Linked DNA regions of Mus musculus: all the other regions are linked to region 3. Evidence: chromatin loops called from intact Hi-C (ENCODE). Cell type or tissue: left cerebral cortex. All regions are shown on one strand. Links, peaks and the distances in the headings refer to the core of each region. The heading gives the core; the rest is flanking DNA.

Region 1 (6,262 bases), core at 446-5,445, 78 kb before region 3:
TTCAGAATTTAAAGCACTTTCTCAGATGGCAGCTTATTAATCTTCAAAATACTGCTACACATCTAAGAAGGTTGTGATATAGCTGGTCTGTAAACTGAGGCCAGAAGGAAGGCACTTACCCTGTATTCTGCAACCAGGAATGGTTCTGCAACCAGGGTCAGATCTCCTGATCCTTACTGTATAGCAAACTTAGCTTTTCTGATGATGACCTAGAAGGTCAAACAAAGAGATGGAAAAGGACATAAAAAGATATGAGATGGTGACTTTCCTTTCCATCAGTAAATAAAATTTTATCTCACACAAAGGACATCAAAGCTGATAATGTAGAAATTCTATTTTTCTTGTAGTTTTATTTTCAGATAAATGTACTTTCTTGTATGTTTATCAATTTTGGAAAAAAATTAATTAATTTCTATTAAGGATAATGTGAAATAAATAAAATTGTAAAAGAACAGCAGTACAAACGGCTGCGAATCCTTCATCCAGCTCCAACAATTACCAACTGAAGGCCATCTTGTTTCATCTGTAACCCCACCCACTGCTCCCCCCCCCACGGTTTTTTAAGCTATCGGGAAAAAAATGACTTCAGAATTCCAGAATATTTCAAATATATACCATGGGAAAAAAAGACAAATCCAGGAAACCCCATCTGCCCACCCCTCACTTTAAATGATTAATCTAGGGTCCTGATGATACCCCTCCCCTCGCTGTCTATCGCTGAAATTATCCTGAAGCAGACCCTAGTCATCCATGGATTTTGAAGCCATTTTCTGACATCATTTAATCCCTAAGCATTTCTATTTCTTTCCACAAAATAAAGCATTCTGAAAACAGAACCACATCGCCACCATAAGCATTAAAAAAATTAATAATTTGACACCGATTTCATTGAAGAATATTAATCCTGCATTTAAAAATCCCCGATACGTCTTCAAGAAAATTTTACAATTGGTGTGCTCGAATCAGGATTCAAACAAGGCCTACTCCTCGCATGTGCTTCAGGAGGTCGTTCTCAATCGCTTTCCCCCCCTACATCCTTTTTCTTTTTGACTTAATGTGGGAAAATTCCGACCCCCACATTCTATTAGCAATTATGAGCTAGCAATTATTTTTATCAGGAAGGCTTAATAAATGCCTGTCGTCATAATTTCTTCTAAGAAAGAGGATGATGTACAGAAAAAGATACGATATCGAGCAAATTTGCGTAATTTAAAATTTTTCATCGCCTCTAGAAATATCTTTAGTAACAATTGCTACTACCTTTCGGGGACAGGCTTCACACCGAATGCCTCACACGCACTATTTTACTAGGCACATCTGAATCCGCGTCTGAGATAGCTACTATTACCATTTTACAAACATGGAAACCGAGACACAGAAAAGAGCCTTGCCCAAGCTGGGCGTTGGCGAGCAGGAATACGAATTCCGCTTTTCCTGAATGAGAAGGCACGAGTTAATCCTATCCATAAGTCAAGAAGAAAAGAGGAAATCATCTACCCTTCCTCCCCACCCCCACCCCGAAACCTGAAACGAGAATCCAGCTCTCTCCAGCAGCCGACGTGTGATCACTGCTGCTCCTCCAACCGCCATAGTAAAGCCAGGTTTCTCTGGCAACTGATATCCATAGGCAGACACGTCACCCTGGAGGCGGGCTTAGCCCATCAGCCAATCCTAGCCGTCTTGTCTGAGTTTTAGAATGTTCCATACCCAGATGATTGGACAGCCGCCCCCACGTCAGCAGTGACACTCAGCCGCAGTAAAGGCGGGTGCTAGCAACCTGCTTCTTCATGCTTAGGGCCGACTGCAAACCAATTAGCATCCTTCTTCAGTGAGGGCTCCCGCCAATGGCGATGGTTCTTTTAGGATCTTAGCCCGCCCTCCAAGTGCGCTCCAGCCGTTGGGTCAGAAGTCTATAGGGCAGCGCGTTCACGTGGCCCGTCTTCACGACCCAGAGTTCCCCTGACCGTGGGTTTTTTTTTTCCCCCCCTCGCGCTCGCCTTCTCTCCTGCAGGGAGGCATTATGGGTTTGTGGGTCCGCTCCCCTCCCCCGCCCCCGCCCCGCTGGGAAAGGAAGTGCCGACGTGGCTGGCGGAAACAGGCTAGGCGGAAATGAGCTAAGGTTCCCGCGAGTGGGAAGAGCGAGGGCAGACCCGGGGCCACGCCCCCGAGCCTGTTGCGCAACTCGCGGACCTGGGGAGAGAGGAAAAAAAAACACCAACGCCCCCCCAAAAAAACCAAAGGCAAAGGAATGGTGAAGGTTTTGAGGTGTGAGGCGTGTGAGGGTGGTGAGTGCCACTGGGCGGATGCCTGGATGCTTTGGAGAAACGGGGTGTCTGCGCGCACGCGGGCGCAGGCAGGCTCGCGTGGCTGTGGAGTGTGGGTGTGGGCGCACAGCCGCCCTCGTGGCGCTGGCGATGATGGGTGTGCGCAGGCGTGCTGCCCTGGTGGGGACGGGAGGGGCCGTGTGTGAGTGTGTGTGTGTGTGTGTGTGTGTGTGTGTGTGCGCGCGCGCGCGTGAGCGTAGGCGAGGTCCCTCATTTTGGTGGATTTTTCTGCCTTTTTTATGTTTGCAAACTGCATTAATAAAACTGAGAATAACTAGGACAGTGCTAGTATCTAAAGGAAAGGGCTTCTGTAAGAAAAGGCCTGCCGATTTAATCAAATTCCTTTCTTTTCTTTGCCTTTTTTCGTTTTTTTGTTTGTTTTTGAGGCCTGTTGTAACTAGGTAGCCCTGGCTGGCCTGGAACTCGGAGATCCACCTGTCCCTTCACGGCCTTCGAGCGCTGGGATTAAAAGCATGCGCCACTCCACCCAGTCCGATTTAATTTTAGACCCTAGAGATGATCATTATTCCCACATTATAGTCCACCAAAATAAACTTCTTCCATGGTTAAGATTCAGAACTATATTAGTAACGTAAAAGGGCGTTTCTTTCAAGTTTCCAGTTGTACACCCCCTCCTCTCTGTCCCCAAGGCCTCCCCTTTGCCCTTCACCAAATTTACTGCGAATCTCCCTTATGCCCCCTCACCAGGTTTATCGCTAAATTGGCACACAAAATTTTAATGAAAACATAGGCAACTAAATTCCCCAGTGATAGAGACAACTCCAGTTTCCTGTGGGTGGTGAGCCTCACCTACCTTTTTTCCTAATCTCCAAGCGGAGTGATCAAATACACATTCGGCCAATTTTCCAGAAAGTTCACTGGCTGAGCAGTAAACCTCTTGAATCTGCCGCTAGATGTCACCAAATCCCAGCCAAAGGAGTTACTGCTTGGTTCCCAGGGATTGTGAGATTGATTTTTTTGCTCCACCCACTTCTTATTTTATGGGCTCCCTAATCTCTGGCTGACTCATATATATATCTTAAATTCCTAAAGATGAATAAGATCAAGTTCTGTGAAGTAACAGTACTAGGCAAGGAATTATATATCCGAAAATTCTGGTTAATTTCCTTAAGCAAAAAAAAAAAAAAAAAAAAAAGTCACCTGTTCTGGCACATCTTTTGTTTTTTCTCAGGATTGATAAATGGGCCTAAATTCTGATGCTAAAACCCTTCGTGAGCTGTGGCGCAGCCGCAGTATCAGCGCTTGGGAGGAAGAAGGGCCGCAAATTAAAGGCCAGCTTAGATTACATATTGAGGCCCCGTCACTACATAAATAAACCAATGAAAGAATATTCTTTTTGCTCACTTTTTTCCCCTCTTGAAATTTTTATCAGGTACGTGTGTTGGCCCCTCAGGTTTATGTAGTGGTTCTGTGCTGTCCGGAGTGAGAAGGTAGGTACTTAATATACCAAAAGTTATATTTTATCACGGTGAGAGTCATCACACAGTTAAAACTCTTAGTTCCTAACTACAGTTTTAAGCCTGTTCCCCCCTGAGGGAGCTCACCTGTGTGACGGACCTTACCTGAAGATCAGGCCTAGTCTCCGATGCAGGCGCCTAGGGAGACTCTCCAGCCACAAGGGCGGCTCAAGGTGTCTCTCCAGGTGTGCAGCGAAAGACCGATGCTTTCTATCTCCCTCCTTATATACTCACAGTCCAGCGGGCGTCATGGGATTCTTGTCCCGTGTCTGGTTATCTTAGCGACTGATGTCATTGGGGGCTGGTTATCAGGTACAGCCTTGGGGGTAGTGGAGTTCCTGACTAAGCTGTTTTTCGAAGACAAAGGGCATTTTCTCCCCTACTATTCTCGTTACAATTCCGAAAAAAAAAAAAACGTGGTTGTGTCTTTTAAAGTCGATAGTAAGTAGGAAAGCATTTCACTTAGGTTTCACAGCGCATAATGATGTCGCCTTGAGGGTTTTTTTTTTTCTCGATGTACCTGTGTGACCTGTGCATTTCGCGGCTAAAGTTCACCTTCATTTAGGTCTTTTCCCTCTGTTGCGGTTCACCCTATTTTCTATGGAAGGATCTCACTGAACTCAGAGTTTACTACATGGGCTATACTGGCTTGTCAGTGAGCTCCCAGGATCTGCCCATTTCTACCAACAGTCCCCCTTAAAATACGGGGGTTATAGATAGGTGCCCCATGTTCGGCTTTTATATACGTGCTGGGGAACTGAACTTAGGCCCTCATGCTTGAGCAGCAGACCCCCTACATCTCCCGAGTCAGACCATCAATTTTTAATATTTTCTCTATTTCAGATGTTGTTTTAAATCCTTCCCATAGGTATTTCTTTTTTCTTAACAAAATTCTACTACACTATAATCAGCCAAAAAAAAATAGGTTTTAGTTACTAATTATATGTATTTGTACACACGGGTGAAGGATTTTTAATTTTTTTAAATTTTACTGTTTTTAATTAGGCATACATCTACATGTGTGTATGTGACATGTGTTCAGAAGTCAGAGGCACTGGGTCCTCCGGAGCTGGAATTCCTGGCTGTTCTGAGACACCTGACATGGATGCTGGGAACCTAACTTGGGTCCTCTGGTAGAGCCGTCTCTCCAGCCACAACAGTGAAAGGTTGTCTTAAAGCAGTTCTCCAACTCAGACAAATCAGAAGCATCAGTAAAACCCAGTAAGTTATCAGAATATGAGATTCGTAGGCTCTACTTTACGGCTCATAAATCAAAGGCTTTCCGGGTGGGGCTTGGCAATCCACGCCAGTACAGATTGTTCTAGTGAATCCATGCACTCGAAAATTTGAGAACCACTGCTTTGGGCGGGGCGGGTGGGGGAGGGGAGCTAAAATGCAATACTTTTTTTTGTACACCACTAGAGGGTGCCATAGAATGTAAAGCCAAATGTGTTCTGATATACCCTGCATAGTATCAGTCTTGTTTTGCAGACTAAGAAATGTGTAGGTGTCACCATCAGTGTTCCCCTTTCAGAGTCTGAAACAAACTGGACGTTATATATTGTTCCCTGCTTTGACTGATGTTGACAAACCATTAAGATGATGATAGGAAAGCAAACCAAGTATGGCGAAGTAACTTGATGCTTTTGATGCATTTCCCCCTCTCTATTCTAGGGTATCACACAAAAGCTCAGGACTGTTCTCCTTATCTCTTACCTTTCAGTGCTCTTTCTATCCTGCAGTTACCATTTTTAGTCTATGTCATAATGTTTTATGTATGATAAACACAGTTTTGAAAACCCATTTATGGGTCACTCACTCTATTGCTCTATACACTCTAGTTCTACTAATAAGCTTATAGCTTAGGTGACACTTTGTGTTATTTTATAGTGATGAAAATGAGTTCTTGTATCCAGTTATTTCCATTCATATGTAATTTACAAGTAATAAATGAATACTTTTACTGCGTTACTAGATAATTCCTGGCATTTGGGATTCTTGTATTGAGCTTTCTAGTTCTCTGATTTAGATCCTATTTAAGTGATTTTGATTTTGATTTTTTATTTGTGATATATTGATGCTTTTTGACCCAAGAGAAAATGTGGAGAAGTTTTTCTGTTGTATTTTGACCAGTTTTGAATTTGACACCAGACATGTACCCTTTAGGCCTCCTCCTCTAAGTCATTCCAATGGTAGAATGTTGGCTCCTTTGAGCACTGTTAGAACCAGTTCAAGGAATTCAACATTGAGTGAAGCTGAACAAGTATTATGACACACCACATTGTGGTCCTTTTAGAATAACTGTGCATTTGAAAACAGATGTGTTTCAGATTTCAAAGTTATTCAAGTTTCAATTATTTCTTGCAACAAGTTCTCTTAAATTTTCTAAACTTTAGTGTCACCACCTATTACATGGAAAGAAACGTTTCATGATCTTAACAGCTACCCTGTATAATACCG
Region 2 (6,262 bases), core at 446-5,445, 200 kb before region 3:
TGCTTTCAGGAGATAGACTAAAGCGAGAGATTTGGGGTTAACCCGGATACAGAGTGAATACAATGTCCTGATACAGAGTGAATTCAGTGTCATCCTGGGCTACATCTACATAACCGGAACCTGCCATATATATATATATATATATATATATATATATATATATATATATATATATATATATATATATATTCCATACATGTATATATTCTGCATATATGTATATGGAATACACACACACATATTCATTCCAGTTTCAACTCAAGTATGAGGGTTTTCATTCCAGTTTCAACTCAAGTATGAGGGTTTTCAAGGTGACAGAAGTATCTGAAAGTTATTCCAGTGGTGCACAATGCTATATATATTTACCGAAAAATATCCTTAAAAAGTGTGTTGGGGGATGTTTTGTTATTAAAATAAGGTCTCATTCTGTAGCCCACACTGGCCTCAACCTTGTGGTGATCTTCCTACCTCATCTTCCCAAGTATCAGAATTAGCGGTGTGAATCATAACATCTGACTTATACGTGTCTTTAAATATTAAATAGTCTTTAAATTAGTTTGCATAAAAAGAAACAGATTTGAAATCCTCCTCCCTAAGGACTGGCCTTCATGGTACCAGAAAGCCCCATGTAGACTTTCAAAGGAGGGAAGCAACCTACAGTCCTACCCAGCTGTGATGCCCGTGAACCACATCAGTGACCAGCATGGCACAATAACCCCAAGGGTACCATAGTGGTGCTCATAAGTTGGCTCTCTAAATGGACGTAAGATCAGCTCATTAAGAGAAAGACCATGACTGGTACTGTGATCCTAGCCAACTACCCAGGGCTAGTAAAGTCATGAATCTTGGAGGAGAACCTGTAGCCACCACTTTACTAAACCATCATAATCCCCAAATATATTCTAAACATTTGTCCTTATACCCACAGATAAGTAGTCCTCACACCTCATCAAGGAAGCTTTCTTTGCAACAGACAGAGAACACTACAGAAAATCACAGACAATCAAAATGCAGAGTTGTGGCGTTCAGTCCAACTGGCTATATCTACAAAACAACTCTCACACCTAAAGTTGAGGGACCATTTAATAAGAGGGAGCAGGAAGATTGTAAGAGTCATAGGAGCAGGGAATTTGTTGTGAGATTTGTGTCTCCTTTAAGGTACACCCATAATATTCCTATCAACATGACTGCCTAAACATGAGCTGAGCAAGGACAACAGTAACAGACACGCTAAAGTAGATGGGGAAAATTTATCAGGCCCCAACCCTACGCACAGAACTACTGACAACTAAAACATGCTGAGAATGGGAGAAATAGTTTTCCCCAGAGAAAAGCATTCCAATTGGTTATCCAGCACCAAATGATCAGCCCTGAAATCATAGACATACAAGGAACATTGAGCAAGTTGTGTTTATGTATTTACTAATATATATGTATGTACATATATGTATGTAACAACAATTAATGACAAAAGGAGGTCGTGAATTTGAAAAAGAGTAAGGAGGGATATGTGGGGGAGGGGTTGAAGGGATAAAAGGGAAGTGGAGAAAGATATATTATACTCTCCAAAAATAAAATAATTTTAAGTTGTTAAAACCTTGTCTCCTGTGCGAGAGGAACAACCACTCTTTTGCATGTAAAGACAGCCCGATGCACATGTGATATGTAAACACTAATATTTATAGAAGCTGGCTATACCCTGGTACATCTGATTCTGTCCTGTGTTCTTCCAACCATTGACCTCCTCTTCTTGACATACTTCCCTAGGTTACTGAATATATTTTGTAAGTATATACATAATACCCGTTTTATAGTTTTTAGAGGACATTTTGGGAAAAAATGTAGAAAAGTGATTTAGAATGTATTTGTTTATATATGTGCATGGGTACTGAAACTGCAGTTTAATTTTAGAAATGTAAAGAAATTAAATTTTATCATAAAACTAAAGATAAAATAAACTTGGTATTCATTCTAAAGAAGTAACAAGTTTATATGAAATTGTAAACAAAAGCTGCATTGTATAGGTATTTAAAATATATTTATATGCAACTAGGATCATTATAAAAGCAAAAAGAGGTTACAAAACCCACAAGTGGCCTGGATTAACTTTTGATTTTTGCTCTCTTCCCTTCAGACCCATACATGAAAATGAAAATCAATAATTTTGTTCCTCTGGCATGGTCTTCAACTCAGCACGTTGTTAGGAAGTACCCTCCGTCTGGTGGCTTTAGTAGTCTTATACAGGGGAAAGAATTATCTCCCTTTACCCATTCAGACTTCCAGAAAGCTCTATGATCAGAATTCACCTCGGCCCCTCCCTCCCACTTCGCTCAGCAGGCTTCCTGCTGCAGTCTAAGTTTTGATCACCAGGTGGCAAAAGTGCGCCACCCATAGCAGCTAGGTACAAAGAAGGTTCCATAATCAGAAAAAAAAAATACCTTTTAAAATAAGCTTATCCACAATAAGAAAAAAAATACCTTTTAAAATGAGCTTATAAACACGATTCTAATTATTTTGAAGGTAGAAACTGTATATGTAAAAGCATATCATAAAATCACATACATGAAAATCAGGAGATAATTCTATCATGCTTATCACAGTAGCAGGCACCGGACTCCAGGGAGGTTTTTAGTAGAGGAAGAGGATGCTGGCTACCGCTGTGTCTATAGTGTCCTAGAGAAAGGGTGGCAGACAAGGATTGGACAAAGGCCTAGGAAGAATGTCCAAGGGTGGGATAGTGGAAGGTAAACCCAGTGGTATCTGGGATGGGGCGTCAACCTACAGTGAATGTCTGGTAGATCTGGAGACACCAGGAAAGAGAAAATGGCGCTAGCTGCTTTAATAATACGTACGAAGTTGTCAGACAACTGCAATTATAGGAAATGGTTCATTTCAGCACACTTGTTAGTTTTTGTAAAAATGTTTTCCTTCGCATTGAAATGAGAAAAAGAAGTCATAAATGGTGGCACACATCTGTAAGCCCAGCACTTAGGAGACCGAGACAGAAAGATTGACAATTAGAGATGGGCCTGAGAAAGCACTGTAAGTTACAGACCCGCCTGAGCTGGACTCTCAAATCAAAATAAAGAACAACAATAAAATGAAATTAGATACAGGCATCAAGTGTGAAGCAGAAGAAAGTTTTCACGTTTCATGGTGACCAGGAAGCTGAGTAAAACGACATGGGCTTGGAGCTTGCCTCCAAATTCCAGAGTTCTCTGGACGTGCTGAACTAATGAAAGGAATCCTTTGCAACTATTACAGAAACATCTGGAATGGAGGTTTCTCTCCCTCCCTCCCACATGTACTGAGATAAAAGTGCACCTGGGAATGCTGAGGGTCCCCTTCAGGGGTAAAGAGCAGGATCTCAGGAGATGAGCCTGAGCCTGTTTATCTGTGATAAAGGCCAGGCCAGGCTGAGGAAACGCCCTGTGTGCAGGTCACACCGTGGGGCATTGGTGGCTTTTAACTGTTGGGACACAGCAACAGGGTCTGGCTGAGCTTTAGATCTAAGGCAGGCACCATGAAAATCATTCCTGCTTTCCTTGCCTAATGGGTACACAGACAGCCACAGTAGGGAAGCCATATCTCTCTGGCACCCTTTGTGTTCCCAACGTTAGAGTCAGGAAGGGCTTCATGTTCTTGGGTCTTTCATAGTGTGCTAAGAGATGTTTCACGTCATGCTTCCAAGCAAACCCAAATCAGGTGCCCACCTGGGAAGACAGACCATGTATGCCTTGATGTGGGAAGCTCACTGGTGCTAGGTGTGCTTAGTGGCTGCCCTTGAATGGTTCGGCATGTTAATATCTATGTAGGAAAATGCTAGGCCTGTCCCACTATCAAACGTCCTTGAATCTATCCAGAGGATCTATCCAATGGATAATTTCACCTTTGTCCTGCCTGCACCGGGATAAAAATGCATACAATAATCTGTAGGGATTTTTTTCATTTGTCAGCAATTCAATATTAGTTGAACGCAAGACCTACACTGTTCTACTAGAGGTGATCCGTCATTGCCCTAGTAAGCACAAAGGACGAGGGATAAATATGTGGCCTTGCAGTCTGAAAGGTGCTCCCCACCCCGACCCTTTGAAACTTCACAAGTGGCCTGTATTCTCTGTAGCATTCTTCTCTTCTCACACACTCCCTACCCCACACGTTCAGCTCAGGTCTCTTGGCCGAAGCAGACGTTCTCTCTTCAAGGTCACAAATTTTCTTTTAATCATGAGGCACAGTTCCTTGTTGATATAAATGTTAGAATATTACTTTAATGGTGTCCTATCATATGCTCAGTTGTACAGATTGTCTCTCTCCCTTAACAAGAAGTCTTTGACAGTTCCTCTGGAGCTGGAGCACAATGTCCTGGGTGTGAATGCAAGCCTTCCTCCTCCCTAACTCTGCAGCCTTGAGCACCGTCCTTATCCTCACTGCCCGCGGTGTTTCAACTATGGTGCACAGTGAGGGTTAGCAACACTGTCCATCTTCAAAGCCTGCTCTGAACACTGCACGACTCAACACTTTAAAAGAGTACGGTGCATAAGACATTTTTGTCAATTTTAAAGTTTGGCTTTATGTTCCATTGTTACTAATTTTTTTTTTTTACTACCATGACAAAGCACATCCTACTGGCTCCCAATCAGTTACACTTGAGATGTTAGTGCTGAACAGTGTGGATGCCTAGGACGGGCCCCATCAAATCACCACACACTTCAGTGCATAAGCCAACTGGAGTTTCTTTTCTTGCTAAGCCTCCATAGGAGATTCCTTCTTTGCCTCTCTTCCAGCTTTTCTGATACAACACTGCTTTCCTGGATTTGGTGGTGGTATCACTGCAAGTTCAGTCTTCTGGGATCTCCCCTTTATATGGCAGAGTTCCCTGTTCTTGTTAGGAAAACTACAGTTTTTAGATTCTAAATCCAGGATAAGCTTTTCTCAAGATTCTAAATTGCACCGTCATGGATTCATTTTCCAGAAAAGCTGTGCTCACGAGGCACTGGGGACTAAGGCTTGCTTGAATCTCTTTTGGTGATGCAATTCAGACCACTCTGGTTACAAACAACAGTGTAGTTAAAACGACAATGAGATCATACAGTTTGTACCTAAATGGAAAAAAAAAAAAACAACAACAATTCATCCTAAAGAATTCTTATGGTGTACTATGAAAAGATGACAGCATTAGCAGGGCTTAATTTGAGTGTTATTTTGGGGAGATGTTTTATATGACCTCACAGATCTTCTAATAACACATATCACTCATGTAAATACATTAGTAAAGTTGTTGAGCACAAATGTTTGCTGTACTACCTACAGAAAAGCTACTTACTTCAAAATGACAACATAGGAAAGGAGAAAAGATTTCTGGTAGTGCTGTATAAAATACTGCAGACCTATTTTTCAAAGTTCCCAAATATGACTTTTTTCTTTTAAAGTATTTTACCAAAGTGCCCAGTTAACTGAGAAAACCAGTTACACTTATTTTACTGAGCCTTGATTAAGAAAAACACTGGTCTTGTCACCAAGAAACAGTTAAGTAGCACCTATTGGTTAGAGGTATTTACCTGTGACCTGCATGACCTCTGTTCATTTCTGACCCTCATCACTCACTGGCTGTGCCATCTCCATTTAGTTTTCATATGTTTTTAAAAAATATATTTCTGGTTTTTAATGTATCCTTTTCCTTTTTAAAGTGTATTTGTTTTACATATTTTATGTATACAAGAGCTTTGTTTTCATGTATGCCTGCACACCAGAAGGCTTCAGATCACATTATAAATGGTTGTGAGATGCCATGTGGGTACTAGGAATTGTACTCAGGAGCTCTAGAAGAGCAGCCAGTGCTTTTAGGCATTGAATCATCTCTCTAGTCCCTGGTTATGATATTTTTAGTCATTAAAATATTAAATTCTGAGTTACTAGCAATAGAAAGTCTTAAATTAGTAAGTATAATCTTGGCATTGACAATAGTGTAGGAACACTGAGGAAATCAGGAATAAATATTAACCAAATTAGTTACTGTTTTTTATACTGTCTTAGTCACTGTTCTATTGCTGTGGAGACACCATAACCAAATCAATTCTTCTGAAAGAAAGCATGTAATTGGGGGCTTGCTTACAGTTTAGAATTCATAGGTTCTTAGTGTCATGGTGGGAAGCATGGCAGCATGGAGCAGGAGCTGAAAGCTACATCTGGATCCCCAGGCAGCAGGAAAAGAGAAAGCCTTGGCCTGGCAAGGACTTTTCAAACTTCAAAGCCCACACTCAAT
Region 3 (6,262 bases), core at 779-5,778:
TACTTACCTGAGGCACTTAACTCTCAGCAGGGAGGATTGAGGCTTCCCTTGCTTCTTCGTACTATCTGTTAGCCTAGTTTCCCAGGAAAGGGACTTTAGCTTCAAGGTTAGACATTCTGTTCTATAGCACACCAAGTTTAGATTGCAGTGCCACCACTCAGACTGACCCTTCAACTGGCTATGCAGCCAGATACTTGCCTTTGTTTCTCTGAAAGGCCCAGAAAATTCTATCATCATTGCTGTTGTTGCACCAGGAGGAATAGGCAGGTTTATCTCTGTAAAGACTGCCCGGGGCTGTGGTATCAAGAAGTGGCCTAGGCAACTGTTAGAGCTGATTCCGCAGTGGACAGATGTAGCCCACAGTATTGGTGGACCCTATAGAGAGGTAGAAAGGCTTTGTGCCTCTGTCACACTACCTCCTGGGTCTTCATCCTTTTGGATAGCATGGATGCTTGTTTTCTCCTACAAGAAGCAGAGCTAGGGCACCCACCCCTTCCCCAACCAGCTGTGCCCTAAGGGAGTTTCCAGGGGGTTCCTACTCCCAGTAGCACCCTCATTGGCTGTATATAAGAATATGGTTGTGGGCAGGGTGAATGTCAAGTGGGACAGTGGGGGCCAGCCTAACCAGTGTACTGAGGGCTGCCTGAGATCCGTGGAAGAGACTTTAGTGGCCTGCGGACTGCTGTATTGAGGAAGTTTTCAGATGAAAAGTTAAATAAAATAAGCATGAGATCCATATAATTACCAACCACAGCCATGCTAAAGGATGTAGAGTAAAACGGCTTCCCTTAATCTCCAAATTCCCACCCCTTTCTCCAGAAGCAGCCATTTTTTAGCAGGCTAGGTGTACCATTCCAGAAATAGACATTCCCCCTCGGGAAGGTTCTCCTTTTTGTTTCTGGCTTAGTCTGAATTTTAACTGTGATGACTCTTCTTTTTTTTTCTGACTTCATATTTTAATCATATACAAAGGAGAGAAAATAATAGAACAAACCTCCATGTTCTCATGTAGTTGTAATAATTATCAACATTTGGCTCATTATTTCATTAAATCTTGTTATTACATTTTTCTGGAGTGGGCAAAGCTCAAGGATTGTGACATTTGGCTATAAAGACTTCTAAAATAAAGACTCTTTAAAAAGCATTCTTGTGGCCAGGGATGCAACTTAGTAGTATAGGCATAGAATACTGAGAGTCTGAGTTGGATTTGCAATAGCACATAAACTCAGTCAGTCTTGGTATTATAGCCACACCTAAGAAGCATCCCAGCAGTCTTTTCTATCGATTGTCTCTTCTGAATCCCACTTATTTGAAGCCCATCAAGATATATAAAACCCACTACATTTCAAACATTCACTTTATATTTTGCTTAGAGGAGTATGAAGGGTTAGGAACTTGGGTCATAGCAGCCAGAGAAGCTCGCTCGCCCATCCTCCCCTTTGCTATTCTTGTTCAGGAAAGAGGCTCTGTATTCAAGCATTCTTTCAGAGCAGAACAATTGTCCCAGCAAGTTCCAAGCAATGAATCTGGACAGAGGTATTTTCTAAAGGTACTTTTGTCTTTTGCCTATTAGGTGACTTCTGTGTACCCCATTACTCAAATGATAAAAATAAGTATATCTATAGAGTTAGGTGACTATTGACAACCAGGGAATAATTTTATTTTTGTTGTCATTAGACTTCATACATCTGCACTCTCTAATAGGGCTACCCAGGCAAAGCCAGCCAAGTTTTCAGGGTTCTAAGTGGGTTACATGGTTTCTTCCCACTGGATATTTGGCATTTCTCAGGTTTGAGTGTTCTGAGTTTATTTATCTGAATATTTTCTCTTCTAAGCGACTTTCTTACTCTATCCCAAGCTATTTGCATATCTCCCTTTTACATAAATACACAATTTACAAGTCAGCCCTGTCCATCCTTACATTGCTCCTTGAGTTACCAGAAGAACAACACCCTCACTCCCCACAACACACACTGTGCATGACCAAAGAATGCGACATCTCTGGCCCTCAGCCCTCAGTTCTCTTGGCCAAAAAGGCATGGCCAAGCCAATCGGCATAAAGTTGGGTGTGGAAAGTTCTATCTGCAAACACACAACACTTGATACATCGTCTGCCACTCTGCCAGTATTCTGTGCCAGGATTGTGAAAATTTGTAAAAGCCAGCCACTCGCCTTTCCAAATTTGGCCTGTGATGACACAGTATTGGATGGGACAAGAAAAGCCTCAGCTCTAGACGCTCTGGATGAGCCCGAGAACTCAGTCATACTGGGCCTTCTCTGTTTCCTTGTCTATCTTCCAAGTGAACATTCAGAGAAGTGAACCATCAGATTAGGCACTTACGAGCTTATCTACTTTTCAGGGAGCAAGTCACTGGACTTCTCAATGCCCTGGTTCAGTGGAGCAAAGAAAACTTGTTTGCTTTCTGGCCTTCCAGAATCTGATATGACAGGGGAGAACATGGAGGTACTATCCAGATGTTTTGTAGTTCATTGAAGACAGTTGCACAACTAAACTAAGCTGTGATCAAGGGGGCCCACGTTTTCTGGTTTACTGCTAGAACTGCATGAAGCACACTGTTTACTGGTATACTACAACCCTGCTTTGTTCTTCCTCACAGGCTCCCAAAGCAGGCAGCAGACTGCAACCATGAAGGCTCTTGGTGCCCTCTGGAGGAATGTTCAGGCATTGCAGAAGCCCAGCCAGAATGGAGACTTGTTTTTTGTTCAGCTCACTTAAGAGACCCAATGAAAGCAGAATCATAGACACAGGTAGGGTGGATGGGGTTTTCTTGGGTCAGGGAAATTCTTGAAGACTGGAAAAAAAAAGTCCTCTGAGGACTGTAACAGGAGCTTAGAAGAAGGATGCAGAGGGACTGTGCAGGCAGACTGTCATGTCAGATAGACAGAGCAACCGCAATGCACTAGATCCGAGGGAGCTGGGAACCTTAGGGGACAGGGGAGGGTGTGACATAATCGCCTGGCTGAGCACCTTTCCTAGCCATTAGCAGAAGAGCATTGCAGAAACAGAAAGATCTGCCCCATCAGTGAGGAGAGAGAAAAGGAGGGACAAGAGAAAGAGAACAGAAAATCAAATTCAGAGTAAGACAGTGGAGATGATAGAAAGGAGCAAAGAGGCCTCGGGGAATATGGTAGATAAGTTTGTGTCTGGGAGTTTACTGGGGAATTATTTCCTTCTGAGTAGCATAAACAGTCCCAGAGATGCTGCTGAGAATGGCTGAGATGCATCTGAGGAGTCAACCTGAGCGATTCCCCCCACACATAGATCAGCTTTGGCTATTGGCTTTTTGATTTCCCCACATCAGAATTCCCAAAGTTTAGGGTCAGTTCTTTTTGCCATCGTCCCTCTCCTCCAGGGCTGTCAATATAAAGAAGACCTACAGCTTCACTTCCATGACAGGCCGAGTCTGTGTCTGGAGAGCAGACCTAGGAAGGCATGGGTCTTAAGATCCTCAGCAGTCAGTCATGGCCTTAGTGTAGGATGCCCTGGGAAGCTCCTACCATACTGTTCCTCATGAGGCAGGTTCAAGGATCCCTTACCTTTCAAGTTGTACAAGAGCAAAAGATTTGTTTTAGAACCAGCCTCATACAGTCTACAATTCTGGAGTCCAGAGTTGTAGGTCCTACTCAGTTTTCCTCCTCTATTGTCTCTTATCTCAAGACAAAAACCACAGGACAAGTTCAGGAGGACATACCTTATTTTTTAGAGGTATAGAAATGACAAGTTCCACAACTTTCCTTAGAGCCATTCAGCAGTAGAATCTTGCTTCTAAATCAAGAGGGTTATGAGTGTGAGGCTTCTGAGGTGAGAGAGAAGATAGACAAAGAAACCACATAAGCGCTCCTTAAGGTGCACCTGTTTTAGAAAGGACTAGAAAAGTTTGCCTAGCTAACATCACCTTTTATATTTGGTTCCTTCACAGACGTCAGAAATCACTCTTACCATTGTAAATGGTTCACAAATACTTCCCCTCTTTTTACTGCTTGGCCATATTTTTTCATAGAATCCTCTTTGAGACAAGGACTGTATTTTCTTTCTCCCCCCCCCCCCAACTCTGACTGCTGCTTTCCCAAACGCTCCTTCCGTCTCCTTAGCCTCATCTTCACTCTGATGGGAACACTATTTCCTGGGAAGAGTTTTGACTAGCTGCTTGCCAGTTTGTGATAATGTCTTGTCTCAGAGTTCATTTTCCTTGAAAATTGCCTACATGGTCCACTCTGGCCTTTTTGTCCCTTGTGACCTTGGCACAGGTCTTGCCCTCTCCTTTGTATCTCTGTTATCCAAATGTACTCTCATTGCACGTCTGGCTTTTTTGAGCCTGGTCACACACAGTCTGTTCATAGAATCAGCAGCTGGTTCTATCTGCATTCTTCTAAAACCAAAGCTTTTGAAGAAATTATTTTAAATGACTTTTTTTCTTCCCCATTGTGTTTCCAGTGCCAGGAAGAGAAAGAATGCTTTTTTTGCTTACAGAGGAAAGGAAAGGTTCCATGGTCAAGGGCAACGAGCAGTGAGAGTTGGGTGCGGTGTGTTTGGTAGTATAGTAAGTAGGCTTTTGATTCAGACCCCCTTCTCATCAGGGCTACTATTTCACATGACTTTACATGCTCAGACCCAGGTATGACACATTTAAATGGACCCAAGGATCATTTGGGAGGATTCAAGAACCCCTCCATTTAATTTACACCCCTAATTCACACTTCCTGATTTATTTAAAGCAAAATGAAATTCTAGAGAAGCTTTAGGGGGGAAAAGAGAGAGAAAGAAAAAAAACAATTGGGAGTGAAAAGGCATAAAGAGAAGATGGAGCCCTTAAAGAAGGGAGTATCCCAAAGGAGGTGGGGACAAGGGGAGGAGAAGGGGAGGAGGAGAGGAGGAGGGAAACGAGCCTGTCTCTTTAAGGGGGTTGGCTGTCAATCAGAAAGCCCTTTTCATTGCAGGAGAAGAGGACAAAGATACTCAGAGAGAAAAAGTAAAGGACAGAAGAAGGAGACTGGAGAGACCAGGATCCTTCCAGCTGAGCAAAGTCAGCCGCAAAACAGACTAGCCAACAGGCTACAATTGGAGTCAGAGTGCCAAAGACATGGGTGAGTTTCAAAAACTCCAGCATCAAAGATGCAGGCACAGGAGTTCAACTTTGGGGCTTTGGGTTTCCAGTGGCTTAAATAAGTTGTGTTTTGGCACTTATTTTCTGTTTTAATTTCTTAGCATTTAACTGTATTAACCCCTTCTCTGCTGTGCTGAGCATACTGCTTCACTGCCAACGAATCCTGGCAGTACATGTGGTGTCTTCCAGACCTTTGGAAAATGCACACAGGTTGGCTATGATCATGTGGCTTCTTACCCCTCACTTCCTTGTCCTCTCTCCTTTCCCCGATCTTAAGGCCCTGATTATGGTCAGGTTGTGTGGGACCCCTTGTTCTGCTGGAGGCAACTTGAATATTGACTAAGCTACAAATGCATTAAGTACTTGCTTCCCTGATACAAACTTCAAAGCATGTTTTGCATCAGTAGGATGTGGAGGAATGGGGAAAATTGGACTCAGACTTGGCAGTGCCTATAGTGGACATTCCAGGTTCAGAAAATGAAAATACAGTTCACAGTGGTTTTACCATGCGGAATAGATATGGATTGTATGTGCTTGTGTATGCTTGTGTGTACGGATGCATGTGAGCACACACATATAGGACAACATTTCTAGTATCATGGACTTACCCTTAATCCCAGATATAACAAGGAGGCTTCTATCTAAAGGCTTTTGTTAAGTTGTCTGAGACCTGAGGGTTTTTCTATGTTCCACAACTATGGAAGATGTAAAATTCTGCTGTCCAGCAGTGCCTGTTCAGAGTAAGGTGTGTGGGGCATAAGGGTCTTTGCCTAGGTAAGATGCTGCAGAGATAGGTACTTATTGCTCACATGTGGGGAAGATAAAAGTAGCAACTTGAACACATCCTGAAGGAGAGGAGATTCAGTTTTCCTGTGTGTTCACCGTGCAACTTTGTAACCAGTAAAAAGATCCACAGAAGTAGTTTTTCAATTAGAAACTGAACTGTTGTTAACCTTGGCTTTTTTCATCTCAAGTCACTGAGGGAACTGTTACAAGTATATATGTAGGCAGGATAGTTAAGAGGGTGGCGTCTTAGACTACTGGTCCAAACAACCAGGTTTGGATCTCAGCTCAGTCTCTAAGGAACTCTGCAAAATTAGGCATGTCACCATGAATCACCATTTCATCATCTGGTA

Evidence for each region. Hi-C counts contacts between places; a loop is a spot of excess contacts. Peaks named below come from ENCODE experiments on the same cell type or tissue, not always from the same donor. Only the 100,000 strongest peaks of a DNase experiment are listed, where the experiment ranks them.
Region 1: a loop joins it to region 3, with 13 times the contacts of the local background. A loop is called at or near these places in 18 of 42 quality-filtered maps.
Region 2: a loop joins it to region 3, with 4 times the contacts of the local background. A loop is called at or near these places in 18 of 42 quality-filtered maps.

The regions. Positions count from the first base shown.
Region 1 is chrX:136,739,686-136,745,947 of GRCm38, forward strand. Morf4l2 (mortality factor 4 like 2) reads right to left here and starts at 1,667. Exons shown (of 4, transcript NM_001168226.1): 1 at 1,525-1,667; 2 at 120-209. BC065397 (cDNA sequence BC065397) reads left to right here and starts at 3,272. Exons shown (of 10, transcript NR_033324.1): 1 at 3,272-5,023. In left cerebral cortex, for the core only: CTCF peaks have their summits at 3,233 (motif pointing right) and 5,244 (motif pointing right); DNase peaks (open chromatin) are centred at 644, 1,025, 1,794, 2,424 and 4 more places; H3K4me3 peaks cover 2,434 bases; H3K27ac peaks cover 2,096 bases.
Region 2 is chrX:136,622,742-136,629,003 of GRCm38, forward strand. It overlaps a transcript of Tceal3 not described here. Among named protein-coding and RNA genes, the nearest start is that of n-TAtgc1, 36 kb to the left of the region's middle. In left cerebral cortex, for the core only: a CTCF peak has its summit at 2,361 (motif pointing right); DNase peaks (open chromatin) are centred at 2,353 and 4,840.
Region 3 is chrX:136,817,812-136,824,073 of GRCm38, forward strand. It overlaps Plp1 (proteolipid protein (myelin) 1), which reads left to right and starts at 4,947. Exons shown (of 7, transcript NM_011123.4): 1 at 4,947-5,106. The coding sequence starts at 5,103. In left cerebral cortex, for the core only: a CTCF peak has its summit at 2,671 (motif pointing left); DNase peaks (open chromatin) are centred at 2,667 and 5,003; H3K4me3 peaks cover 242 bases.